2 separate regions of the Homo sapiens genome follow, and region 1 is linked to region 2. Evidence: chromatin contacts called from ENCODE Hi-C or POLR2A ChIA-PET data. All regions are on one chromosome and are shown on one strand. The core of a region is the stretch at or near the end of the contact, and the rest is flanking DNA. Distances in the headings are between cores, read along the strand shown.

Region 1 (6,630 bases), core at 2,542-5,041, 34 kb after region 2:
ACTTCTGATGTTCCCATTTCTACCTTCATCACCTTCATTTATTCATTACTTTAAAAAGGCATATCAAGCATTTTGCTAGCTACTGGGGAAAAAAAGATGAACGACACAACTCCTAAGCTCAGGAACCTGCGTTCTTTCTTCAGCTGAGCTTTAAAAAATGTAGAGTCAGCTTTACCATCACCTCTTCTCTGTTTTCCAAGAATACCGCAATAATGTCATTTCTTCATAACACCTCCAGAATCCATCTCAATTTTCCTTTCACCGCTACCAAGATTTGGGCACCATTCCCTTTTAGCCAGGCAATTGCAGAAGCCTCTTGATTAGTCTCCTTATACCCAATCCCTTCCTCCCCCATCAATCTTAGATTTGGCTACCGGACTTATTATCCTACAATTTGGTTGTTGGTCCCAATGTTTATGAAGAGGGTAATAGCTTTATATTGTGGCTCTCCTCAACCTAGTCCCGCTTCTACAGAACTAACACCCTACTTGATTCCTTCATCCACCTTCAGACATATGCATGTATTTTCACCTACCTGGTCTCCCTCCCACAATTTTTTTCATTTCCAAAGCAGGACAGCACGGTGGTTAAGACCACGCACTCGGGGGCCAGATATGCTTTACTACTTACTTGCTGTGTAGTTTGGGCAACTTATTTAACCTCCCTCTTGTGCTTCTGTCTGTGTATCACTGAAAATAACTTATTAAAAATATTTTCTCATAAAATTAAGTAGGTTAATGTACCTAAAATGCTTAGAATAGATGCTGGCACATAGTAAGTGCTAATTTTTAGCGACTGCCATTGCTATTGTTGTTAATACCTAAATCCTGCCCTACTCCCTGGCCCGATATTTTATAGCTCACTGCAAATCCCAGAGAACTCGGGGAACCTCCGCAGACATTTAGGTAGAAGTGTTTGTTCCCTTTTCAGCCCATCTGTGGTACCACTTATCTGACCCACACTTAGCAAGTGGATTGAGACTTACTAATTATTTTCATGGGAAATAAAACCTGAAGAAATGACTAGCAATAAAAGATAATAAATGGTTAGTAATGATTGATAGAAAAAAGTAGCACAGGCTCTATAGAGTATGTTCTCTGAGGGCAGGGACAATGCTTCGTGTGTCTTTGTTTCTTACACAATGCTTTATGCGTTGTTATTAACAAAATTGAGCCCCCATTTTTTTTTCTGATTCAATGGAGGATGTGATCAGAAGATCATTAATAGACCAATCTGTTTAAATAGACAATGAATAATCAGATAATAGATTGTCTTGACTGGTAGTGTATGAACGTGAAGAAATAAGGAGCCACCTTGGTTTTGGACAAAGGGTTGTCTAACCCATCTGGACAGTAGTTCTGGACATCATGAATGTGGTGGTTTGGTACGATTAGTTTGGTGGCAGGCTGCCAAATGGAATGAAACAAAAAGAGGGTGACCAGATTGGAGATCATTGGGTGGGAGGGTATGAGAACCTGAGCTTGGACTCTAGGAATGAATGGAGAAGAAATCTTAAATCCAAGGGCAGATGGTAAAGAAACAATATATAGGATTTGGGAGATCATAGAGGATGTTGAAAAGGCAAGGGTAAAAAGTGACTGCTGGATCTCTTCCTTGGTTAACTTTGGAGAATTCAAATTGGGAAAAGGTTGTCTTGAAGGACAAAAGATGTGTGCAGTTACTGGACCTTGAGCTCCAAGATGGCAGAGACCATGCATCTCTTGCTCATCATTGGAACCCCAGGGTCTGGGACCATCCTTGACACACTTATACAGTGAGAGGCTGAAAGGGCATCTCAAATGAATTAAAGGCCACTTACCTTGATATCTACACAGTCCAATAAGACATGTTGTAGACAATTACCTCCCACCTGTTTAATGATTCTCCGGTTCTAGTTAGCCGGCATAATCAATTTTGCTAAAAAGGTATACCTCTCACGTCTTGGGAAGGACGTCCCAAATAGGCAACTTACTTAATTCCAGGATGAGTGACAGAATCTACAGACCCTGAGGCCATCTCACTTGTACTTGCCTTAATGTAACTAGTAAAGCATACCTGGCAGTGCAGCACCTCCACAGGAAGGTGCTCCAGAAAGCAATTGTTTGCTCTCACCCTGCTGAGAAGTAGCAATATCCATGTGGCTTAAGGGCTGTAGCTGCAGCCATGAGCAGTGTTAGAAAAATATCACCACCATTTGCCAGCATGAGATGCCAAACTGCAAATAAGAGACATGTCGATTCAATGAAGCAGAAACATTTCACTTGTTTTTAAGATTACTTGCGAGAACTTTATTGCTATGTGTTTGTCTGCCTTTAAATAAGAAATTGCATTTTTAAAAAACCATCTCTTCTCTTCTCCCTACAAAGGGACGAGGCTTTCCTACTCGGGTGAATATTGCCTGTGCTGCTTACCGAAGAAAGGGAGCAGTCTTGGCAAGCATCTTATTAGTCTAAAAATAAATTATTCAGAATGCAGGTTCAGATACAGATTGCAGGGAGAGATAATAGAATAGGTTTTCCAAGCCTGATCATGCTATGAAGACGTGGTGTGTGCTTTTCAGGAATCCACTTAAGTGGAATCAGCTTTGACTAATACATACTAGAAATAATATTGCTGCCATCCAGCTAGTGTCTGTGGTACAGCATCCTCAGAATGTCTTCAAGTATCCACGGCCTCTTTAGTCTCTGTAAGTGCGCATATGTAAAAGTGTATATGTATTCCCAAGCAAGCTTCAGAGGCATGCTTCTCATTGTTCTTTTAAGGAAATGTCTTCCTGGCCGCCTGAGAGGGGCATGTCTCACTTGAGGTTTGTCTCCCTCCTGCTCCCCCTGCCTGGGTGAAATAGTTGACCACATCAGCAGCCGACTGCAGTTTGTCATGTGGTTTCTCATGTGATGCTGGGTCTGCAGCACTTGGGAGCAAGAGTCTTTGTGACTGGCACTCATGGACAGACAGTGGTGTTCAGGGACAGAACAGATTTTGGAGGGGGTGGGGAGGCCAATAAACCAAGAAACGTCAGAAATAAAAGTCGCATGAAGTACTCTGATCTCTGTATTTCCTTTTTTTTTTTTTTTTTTTTGAAATTTGATTTTAACTCTTGCTTTTTTTTATGGTTTGTGTCTGTTTTTTCCACCCCCGCTGGCGCCGAGCTGCGCTGTTTTGTGTTTCTTTTTTTTTTTTTTTTTCTATTTTTTTTTTTTAAATTCTGAAGCCAGACCGTCTTTCCTCACAGCTCCACGGCTGCATCTCCGTGGGCACGCAAGCTTCCCCTGGTTACCTGAGCTGCTCCTGCCGTCTCCCGCCTGGGCTTCGCCGTGGTGCACCCGATCCCGGAATCGTGCGTCTGCGCCCTGCGAAAGAAGGACCTGCTGGCGGAGCTCCGGCCGGGGTCTCCTGCCTCGCAGCTGGGCGAGGGGACTTGGAGGACAGGGTGAAGCTGCAGAAGACCTGGGGTGGGATGGCTAGAGAGGACGCCAAGGACTGGGGAAGGGGAAGTTAGGAATACCTTACATCCAATGCCCACCCGTGCTCCGCAGGGCAAGGGCAGCCGTCGCCTCGGCCGCGTGCACCCAGCTCAGGCTGTTCCCAGGGATTTAGTCTGGGGGGACAACCCATGGCGAGATGTGGTGGCATTTTACCTCAGAGTGGAGCTGAAGATGGATAAACAAGGTATCTGATGTATCTGCCTGAGAAGGCAGAGCTGGAGAAAGGCGGAGCGAGGGAGCGCGTGAAAAGAAAGAGATGCCGAATGCCGGGTGATTGTCTGCCGCTTGCTGTGCATTCTCATTCTAGGGAGGATGGCATAATTTATAACCCAGCACATGGATAGAGGAACTGTAAATTGTAGTCTGGATGTCCCCGGCGCTGTCGACGAAGGAACTGATGGGCTAGGTGACTGTACCAGTGTCCCCAGAGAAAATCGCAGCCTCGCAGCATGGATTTAAATGCATGTGCATGCATGTAGAGACATGAAAAAAGGTTTCTGACCATTTTACACAGGAAGTCTGTCACTTTGCTGGATCGGGCTTGATTGCAGCTTGTGTTTTCAGCTCCAGTTCAACACCCATTTCCTGACTAGTGAGACAGCATGGCCAAAGCAGCTGCATGCAGAATTTTCTTTTTACTGTGAAAGCAAGCCCCCTCTGTTTTAACTCCTTCCAGTTCTGAATGCTCTGTGCTTTGCTAGGACCGATTGTGGGGTTTTGTTTTCTTCTTCTACAAATCCCTGTAAACACAGCTGTATTCAGTAATGGCAAAAAAATTCTATCCTGTAAATAGAAATCTGATCAATTTAATCAAAATAAATGTATCCCAGATGACTTTGAGACCAGCTGGCTACCACAGGCTTCAGATGCTAAATGCTCAGTGGAGATGAATACAGTGTTATATTTACATGTTTCAGAGTGCCGGGATCAGCCTATAATTTGCAAAAAGAAATTATTTTCTAAAGACGAGAGGTGGTCCTACCAGCTCACAGCTGATGGTTAGGTACAGGTGTAAATGCTGTTCATGTGATTTGGAGATTTGCAGTGTTGCATTTCAAAAGGCATGTGCCATGAGGCAGAGTATGGCTGTTGTTAGTATGGAGAATGCTTGCTTCTAACTTGCTGTTATGGAGAGCCGAATGCCCTCTGAATAGCTTCTAGTGAGGTTGAGGGCAGGCACTTGAGGCTTGTTGTAGATTCAGATGTGAGAGCTGGGGTTCTCCAACCCCAGCTCAGTGGAGTCAGCTCAACCCTGGGGGTGAGGAGGTTTCCCAGTTGTCATGGGGAGCTCTTCTGGGACGCCTGTCTGGCCCTTCCACTGTTTGTTACTAATTCTACAAAGGCAGCTCTGTGTGTTGGATTATGTTTGGCCAGCTGTTGATGCATTCCTGCGGATGGGGCTGGGTGAGGATCTTATTACTGTACTTTCAAACTGTAGATCTGTGTGCAGGGATAGTACAGAAGGAAAGGAAAAGCAATAAGTTACAGAATCTGATCATTCTTACCTCTTTCTCCAGATAGTCCTAGAGTGAATCCAGAAAGGCTTTAAAGTGAAAAGAGGAAAGAGAGAGTAAGTGATTGGGGGTGGGTGGCATGAGGAGAAGAGAATGAAACAGAGCAAGCGCACAAGAGAAAAACAGCCTTAGAACTTCAAAGCTGCATAGACAAGCAGAATGTCACCAGCTTGTAATTAGCGGTTCATGGTTGCGTCAGTGACTGTATCTATCCAAGAATAACTATGTGATATGTGCCACAAAGTGAAGAAGATAGTCATAACTAAGTTATCAAACCCAGTTCAAACAAGGGCAAATGGATTAAGAAATTTTCTGTTTGTAAATCAAATACTGATGGATTACACAGATAAGACTTAACTGAATTCTGCGTAATTGAAGGCTGAATTATCAATTTGTCAGGGGGGATATGTTCATTAAATGAAACTGTGAACGCTTAAACATGCAAATTAATCATGCGAGAAAATATCAGTGCAAGCTCTATCAATACAAGATGTTTTACTAAATAGCCAAAAATGGCACTGCCAGTCTCCTATCTCTGTATCCACACATAAATTTTTTTGTTTGTTTTTGTGCATTTCAATAGAGAGAAGTCAAAAGTTACATTCGAGTAAATAGGGTAAATTAAATTCTAAAATTCCCACTTTAGAATTTAAAAAACAACTAAGGAGTTTTGATTTTTGGTGATCTCCCGAGTTTAAACCTTGAAGGAGCTTTTGCTGTCTTGAAGCCAAACAGCAGCTAGTCAGTAATCGTTATGGGAAGTCAGGGTACCACAGTTGTTGAGATTTCAAGGCCACGTTCACTTCCCTCCCTTGTCTCTTGTGCTTGGAGATTTGGGTGCTACTACAGCCTCCACAAAGAGACAGTGGGAGGAGCTGATTGGTCCGTAGGCTTAGAATGTTTACTCTTATTTGTTTTCAGTGCTCCTCCATGGCATTCATTTTCTGTTTGTATTTGTGTTCATGCTGCACAATTACTCCTGACCTGCTTTGTTTCTCTGCCCAAAGAGAAGTCAATTTTAGTTCAGCTCTGTGTGTTTAGCTTGCTGGGTAATATGTGCATATGTATTGCATTACCCATGTATGCATTTTTCTTTTTTTAAAATGTGGATTAGGGAAAATTGTAGCATGGAAAGCTGCATATATTAAATCAATAGCTTTTTGAATCACATGTAATATAATTTAAATATACTCACTTTGAGGTTGCCAAAACTGACATTGTCTGAGCCCGTTTAATTTACATCTTCGATTTAGTCAAGAAGCGGAACCTGCCAGATCAGAATAGTGTATTCTGTGCACCCAACAGGGTGGAAGACATTATTTTGTTTGTGTTAGTTCAAACAGCTGGTCATTAATGCAGTCCCCATTTCTAGAGCGAAGTGCTGCTGGACATGAATGCCCGCCTGATTAATGCTGCCCCTCCGAGGGTCCTTCACCCAGCAGTCATGCTCGCAGCAGAATAATGTAGCATGATGTGATTGCACTCTAACAGGATAGTATGTCATTGTGTCACCAAGCAATTGAGGTTATTATGGGGCAGGGCAGACAGACGGGACAGTGGGGTTACTAGACCGTAGCATTTTTAGAAATACAGGCCTGACCTACTTAGAGTTATTCTCTCTGGCTGGCAGC
Region 2 (7,083 bases), core at 3,300-5,799:
AGATTTATTGAGACAAATATTTTCAACTAAGTAATTCTTCACATCCTAACATGTATAGTGAAATTCCTACTTGTAGAGTTACTGTGTAAACTTAGTAACCATTGGAAGCATGGAAAAAATTGATTTGGAAACCCTGAAAGCCCTATGATAATAAAAATCATACAGCACTGAACTTGCCTAGGTGTATTATAATTACATTTGTCTGCCTCCCCCCACCCCCATACTGTGCTTTCATTAAGAGCAGGGACAAATTTTAAATTTCCAGATTTTAAATTTCACAGTTTGTTATGGCAGAAGCACACAATAAAGGATAGTTGAATGAAGAAAATGATGAATGAAGTTTAATGAAACATCAAGGTCTCTCTATTTTGTTATCTTTACCAAAATCATTATTTTTTTTGCTTAGGTAAGTGGCAGGAATTTATATTTATATTTCTCTTTTTTTGTATTTACTGATACTGTCAAGGAACTATGATGTTAGTAATGAAAAGAATGCTGGAATAATAATACCAATACCTGAGTTTAAATTTTGGCGTCACCTCCTCGAGCCTTCATTTCTTCATCTGTAAAATGGGCTAATAATATCTATACCATATAAGTGTTATTTCACAGTTATCTTTCTTTATTCAGGAAACTCTTGAAAATCTCCCATAATCCTAAACTGCCTAGCTAATATAGTAAGGATACAATTTTGAAACATTTCATGATGCTTTAAAAAAATAAATCCCTGTAAATCTTGCTCTGCAGGTGCCATGCTCATGGATGGGGAATTGAGAGCCACTGTTGCTTTAGGAGTAGGGCAGGGACAGCCTAGATTCTAGAACAAATGTGCCCTGGTAGCCATCAGAGAAGTTCTTATAAAAACCAGGATTTGTTGAAAATTCTAAAGCTTACATTTAAATATTAAGAAGAAACCCTGAGGATCTGAGACAGGATCTTATGTAAAGTGAGATGCAACCACATAGGAAAGCAAGATCCTTCTGGTGGATCAAAGTGATGCTTGAGGAGAGATTGAGGATGGGGATCAAGAACAAGGTGATTAAAAACAACACAAAACACTTCGGAAGGTTGAGGAGGGATAGGCAGAGGAGGCCGTGTCTTCCTGATCCTCTGGAACCCTGGGGGAGTGCCTTTTGAGGATCTCCAAACCATCTTGGCACAGGTAGTAGAGTTGAAAAGTGGCCTGTTGAAGAAAAAGCCATTCTACTCACGTCTTTTCCAGGTACCTCATATCTTAAAATTGAGCCAGATGTTCTGGAGAGACAGATGATGAAGTGACCTAATAAGTAGGCATCAGCACACCTTGCAGGGTCCTGGTAGCTCTAAGCAAGGAAATCGGTGGCAGAGATTACAGGGTGCCCCTCTCCAAGCTGGAGTCACAGCTGAGTCTGAGCATCAGATAGAGCTGAGATGAGGAGTCTAGTCAGTCGGGGGAGATGGCCACAAGCAGGCATTGTTTGGTGCCTATGACCAGAGGACCATCCCAGACACTTCAGAAACAGTTACAGTGAAGTTAGAAGCCAACATCCACCAGCGACCAGGCAAGATTAGCTGTGCCTTACTCAGACTTCAGCAGCCCACCCAAGAAGGGCAGTGATGAGAGCAGATGTTCTTTTGCCACCACAGCGTTACATACGCTTCCTCTGAGGAGGTGCTAGCATGCCAGAAGGAGGGGGAAGAGAGAAAACAACCCGAAAGACTGAAAATCTGCCCCAAATTGACCATTTTCCAGAGAACCCGAGTGATATTAAATGAACCAGCTTAAAATGTTTGTTTTGTTTTGCATTTTTATCACCAAGGGAGAATGGAGACTTGTGAGCAACATGAAGTTAGTTATGTGACGGGAAACACCATTTTTTAAAAAATTATTTTTTGCACATCTGTATTATAATGAATACATTTCCAATCAGCCACACCAGTGTGTCTTTCTCTCTTTTTAACTTGTGGATGTATAGTGTTCCCATTTGTAATGTATGTATTTGGAGCATTTTATGGTATACAGAACGCTTTCCCATACGCCCTCTCATCTGTTCCTTACCGTAACACAATGAGGTAATGTCAATATTATTATGCTTATGTTTCAGGAAGTTGAAGATTTGTCCAGGAGCAGATAGCTGAAGAGAGAGAGAGAGAAGAGAGAACGGCTTACAGCTCAGGTCCTCTCTCCATGCTTAGGAACCACTACAAATGCTACTGCCTTGAGTCTCATTTTGTTTCCCTCTGGAAACCACATGTGTACCTTGTTTGCAACAGTATGGGTATGGATGTTTTGGTAGTTCTTACACATTTATTTTAAAATTTAAAGAAGTAGTGCCATAAAGCTTTATCAGGATGTATTTAAAATGAAAATAGTCTCTTGTTATCTAGCATGCAACTGATTCTTTCAATTTGGTTTGGTTAGTCAGAATCTTACCAGAAGTCTGTCCAGGTGATAGGTTAGTTGAGAGCATCAAGACCAACCAAAATAAAACAAAAACAATAGCCTATGGCAAACTCATTCTGATCATTTCACATCCTAGAGAAAAGTGCAGAGAAACAAAAATGAGTCAATATTTTATAAATTCAGGGTCAATATTGTATGCAATGTCAATAGTGTATGAGTTCCAAAGGTTTTGTGTCACTATTAAATTAGAAATGATCCATTTTTATTCGACGTATAGTAGATCGGGCCATATAATGGCCAATAAATAAATAAATAAATAAAACCCCCACACCAGAATACAAAGGATAGTGAGGAAACGTATTTTGTACGACAATTGCAAACCACTTATGGGCTTCAATACAAAGTAATAGAGACCATCTCTTCTCTTTGGCTTTCCATTCATTTTTAGCATTAGTGAATTTATGTCCTGTGCTCTTGACCTTGAGCCCTAAGAGGTGTATGTCTTTGCCATGCTTCTGTGGCTACATTTTAGGAGAGTGAGTGTGCATTACATGTCCGTAACCCAGATCTTAGATAGTAGAAGGGTGCTGTTATAATTTGTGGACAGAGGCTGTAATTTGGTGCTCAGGGATTACCTCCTTTGTATATGTTTGCCTACTGCATGCTACCATTTATTGTAAGCTTTTTATTCATGATCTTCATTCTAGTTGAATCTGTGGAGCTATTGGTCATGAGTAGAGAAATAGATCTATAGGGTTTTCTTGAATGGCATTTCTCATTGCTAATGTGTTCTGTGACCAGCCAGGTTTATGGATAAACCCAGTTTTTGTGTTTCTCTGAGAGGTATGCATCAAAGCAGTTTTTTCCTCTTCACTTAGGAATTTTAATTTTCCTTCAGGGTTCAGTGGGCCATTTAGTACCTCCATTATCTCATAAGTTATTCTTACTATTTAAATGACTTTTTTTTTTAGGATGTTAGCATGTTGGCCCTTTTACTTTTATTTTCAAAGTCAGACCAAACAAACCATCAGAGTGCTGTAAATTTACACCTTACATTTGTTTGGAATTCTTTTTATATTAATATTTTTAGAGTCTTCATATGCAAGCAGAAATTTTCCATCCCCTCTCCACTGATCACCATTGAGGACAGGGCATGAGATGGGCAAACCCATGCTTTTGTGTGCCTGTAATGGCTAGCCTCTTTGTTACACACTTTATATTGGTCGTTATCTGATAGAATTCCAACAAATGAAAACATGCCCAAGTTAAAGAAATTAAATCTCCTTATCCATCACCTTAGAAAAATGACAACACAGCATGTATGTAATTTAAAATGACTTGTTGGAATATTTATTGCTAGATTGGGAGAACATTTCTACTGATAAGAAGCTCCTTTGATTTATCAAAGTTTTCCATATTATTTGTTAATTAACTCCATGTCCTTAATATCCACAGCTCATTTTTCCTATGATAATGACTCCATTGTGAAACATATAAATATAATGAAAAATATCCCTACCTGTATTAAAAATTGAGAAACCTCAATTACTTCACACCCATTGTATTTTGTAGTCAGCTCAGGACTGTAGTTACATAACTTCAGTTATTATTGCTGGAGCAACAAGATAAGAGAGTCATTGAAACATTGCAAAAGAGAATGCAGTGGACCAGGGTGGTAATGTTGTCCTTGTAATAAGCCTACTCCTGCCATTGCTGTTAGATGAAGGTTTTCTTTTTCCAAGTGTTATATAATTATATGCAATTATTTTTGTCGTTTGGTTTTCCTATTATCTTTTTCCTCCTCTTTTTGACACGAAAATGATAGTAACTGGAAAATATAAACCAATAAGATTTGAGCTATTTACTATGTTAAAAGAGAATTTGCCAGGTTTCAAATTATTTCCTCATTTGGATCTAGCGTGCAGCACTTACTGATAAGAATTCTCTAACACATGTCTATTTAAAAGTATTAAAAGTATTGTGTACACATTTCAGCAAATTTTGGCAAAAGGGTGTCCTCTGATGGGGAAGTGACTGTTCCTTTCTTTTGCCATTTCCCAGTCTTAAACCCTTGTTTTTACATCAAGCTCCTTTGTTAAGGATTCAACATAAAAGTCTTTGATATTATTGAGTCCATCTCTGACTCATTATTAGCCAACACTTTGTGTCTGGCTGGCAGCTTTTCCGTAAGTGGTAAGGTCAGCCTCATACAGTATTGCACAGCCTTTCCCATTCCTTTTGCGTCAGTGAGAATCAAATGATTCAACAGTGAAAAGCAAACTCTTGGACTGGAATAGCAAGATGACCCATCTCTAAACAAAGCAAACTGACTAGGATTCTCTCATGCTTAACATGCATCTTACTGGTTCTTTATGAAGAGCTTTCTCTTGGTAAGAGTACTCTTTAATATTTGTCTTTACTACAGGTAATCAGGATCTGTAATTCATGATTTCTCTCCTCAGTTAACAAGGCTATGGAATATTTCAAAGCAACTCAGGGTCAGCATGGTATAGTGGAGAAGGCGTTGAGTCAATAGATACGTCTACCATCTGGGTGCTCATTGAGAGAGAGGCCTGTTACCTTCTCTTAGTCTATAACTTCATCTGTAAAATGGAAATAATCTTATCTGCTTCACAAGGTTGATGCAAAAGTGAATATGTATAAAATTACTTGGTAAAATGTAAAACCCTATTCATATATAAGGGACTGCTATCCTTTTAAGAAGCAGAAGTGTTTGCTATCATCATTTGAGAGAAGTTGAGAATACTGGAACCTTTTAAAAATTGCAGCATAATGTCTTGGAGTGATTTGTTAAATATTGGCTTAAACTAGTAGGATTTTCCTTTTTTCTTTTTCTTTTTTTGAGACAAGTTCTCGATCTACACATAGGCTGGAATGCAGTGGTGTTGGTGTGATAAGGGTCAGTGCAGTCTCAACCTCCTGGGCTCAAGTGATCCTCCTGCCTCAGCCTTTTGAGTAGCTGGGACCACAGGTGTGTGCCACTGTACCTGGCTAATTTTTGTAGTTTTTGTAGAGCTGTAGTCTCACCACGTTGCTCAGGCTGGTCTCAAACTCCTCGGTTCAAGTGATCCTCCTGCCTTGGCTTCTCAAGGTGTTAGGATTACAAGCGTGAGCCACCGTGCCCAGCCAACTAATAGGATTTTCAGTAGTCAAATTGTAGCATTTTCCTTAGTCTTTGGCTCTGTAAGATTATCATGTTACATTGGAAAATCTTTCTTTGACCACAAAATTTAAAATGAAACTGGATTTGAGTTAGCTAGTACTCCTTCAGTAAATTGTATGTATTTCCTCTTAAGTAATTTGCTTCTTCCAATTGTTTCATCTTTATCATTCATTCTCTTTCCTCAGTCCTTTATTCGCTGCTGAGGGGAAGCAATGAAGAATTTCCTTTGACTCTGCCCAGTTTTTTATGGACACAAACAAACCATTTTTTTTTTTAAAGAGGCAGGTATTAATTCAAAGGAAATGTAATATATTTTTTAAACCTAGTGGCGGGGGTGCCAGTTAAGGAACTTGTAAGTAAAAGTTGAACTTTGGAGCCAAAACGATTGTTGGGACTCATCATCTTCATAATGAAAGTCTTTGCAATTATAATTTCATTTGGCAAAGATGAAGTTGTACCCTTGGGAGATGCCTTGCCAAATCTTTATCCATAATTCTGAATTGATTCCAGCCAGACTTTGTTATCGGAAAACTACTTCATATCCTTTCCTTATGGTGTGTGCCCTTAACCTCAAGAATTCAGTTTGTGAACACTGAAACTGTTCACAGAAAGTGTTTGGAGAAGAGCGCCCTTTAAAAATTAGTCATTAAGGTATAATGCCATATGGGCTCAAGGGGTGGCAGAGATGCTGAGTGGCTTCTTGTTCGTTAAGACTGAAATATTTATATGAGCAGTAATAATAACAGCATATTTCAGAGTCTGTGTGGTATGAAATTGAGCAGCGATGCAATTAGATAATATTGACAGCCCCTATTGTAATTATGTAAATAGTAGTAAGTTCAGCTCTCCTTTTATCTTTCATTTCCATGTGCACATGTAAGGAGAAGGCTAGAAAATATATAAATGTTGGGCAGGAGTGCTTGGCTATTTATTTATAGGACAGAGTAGCCTGAAGCTTGTGTTCCCCTGAGTTATTTTTTTTTTCTTCGAAATTAAGCAAGTCCAGTGGGTTCCCAGAGGGGACATGCAAATGCTTAGTGTTAAAGCATCCACTTGAGGATCCTGACAACGTCATAGGTCCATTCTGAGTACTTTTCTTTTGGAGTTGTGTGTTGGGATCCTACTTGACTAATACCAATACTTTTTTTTTTTTTTTAACCTTTCAAACAGATAATTTAAAGTTGTTCTCCATAGAGATGTTTTCTATGTCTAGCTGCCTATCAATCTTTCCATCTCAATGCAGAAGTATTTGATTAGTGTATTTAAAGTAATAAAGATGCCAACAGTAGTGTCACCTTGATTGATGCTAATTATAAGTCTTTAATGGTTCCTCTGCTTCGGCCACTGTCTCTGCAGATTGTGATTTTTATGGTTAAAATAGTGCCCTGCTGTCCAAAGGCTTAATCATAAATTCTGGTCTCCCTTTCTTTAATGATTTTGCATGCAGTGGTATAATCCCAGTAACATACATTATCTTCGTTAAAAGCAAGCAGTGACTTTCATAGGGGCGATTAAT

Evidence for each region. A loop is a pair of places that touch in the nucleus more often than their neighbours do. ChIA-PET counts read pairs that join two places held with the same protein, here RNA polymerase II (POLR2A). Pooled maps may share reads with other maps.
Region 1: a loop to region 2 is called in a pooled map, with 2.7 times the contacts of the local background. The contact joins the promoter of NBAT1 here to the enhancer-like site in region 2. A Hi-C loop is called at or near these places in 4 of 50 pooled maps. POLR2A ChIA-PET finds 5 or more read pairs at or near these places in 4 of 52 experiments (A549, AG04450, HepG2 and 1 more).

Annotation. Positions count from the first base shown.
Region 1 is chr6:22,143,402-22,150,031 of GRCh38, forward strand. NBAT1 (neuroblastoma associated transcript 1) reads right to left here and starts at 3,792. Exons shown (of 3, transcript NR_034143.1): 1 at 3,639-3,792; 2 at 3,278-3,350. The region is part of intron 9 of CASC15 (cancer susceptibility 15); the gene reads left to right. RefSeq lists enhancers at 1,817-2,318, 4,944-6,630.
Region 2 is chr6:22,108,663-22,115,745 of GRCh38, forward strand. CASC15 (cancer susceptibility 15) reads left to right here. Exons shown (of 12, transcript NR_015410.2): 9 at 2,085-2,258. Among named protein-coding and RNA genes, the nearest start is that of NBAT1, 35 kb to the right of the region's middle. Within about 2 kb of position 4,550, at least 4 of the 41 ENCODE cell types and tissues checked have a DNase peak (open chromatin) inside an H3K27ac peak, as active enhancers do.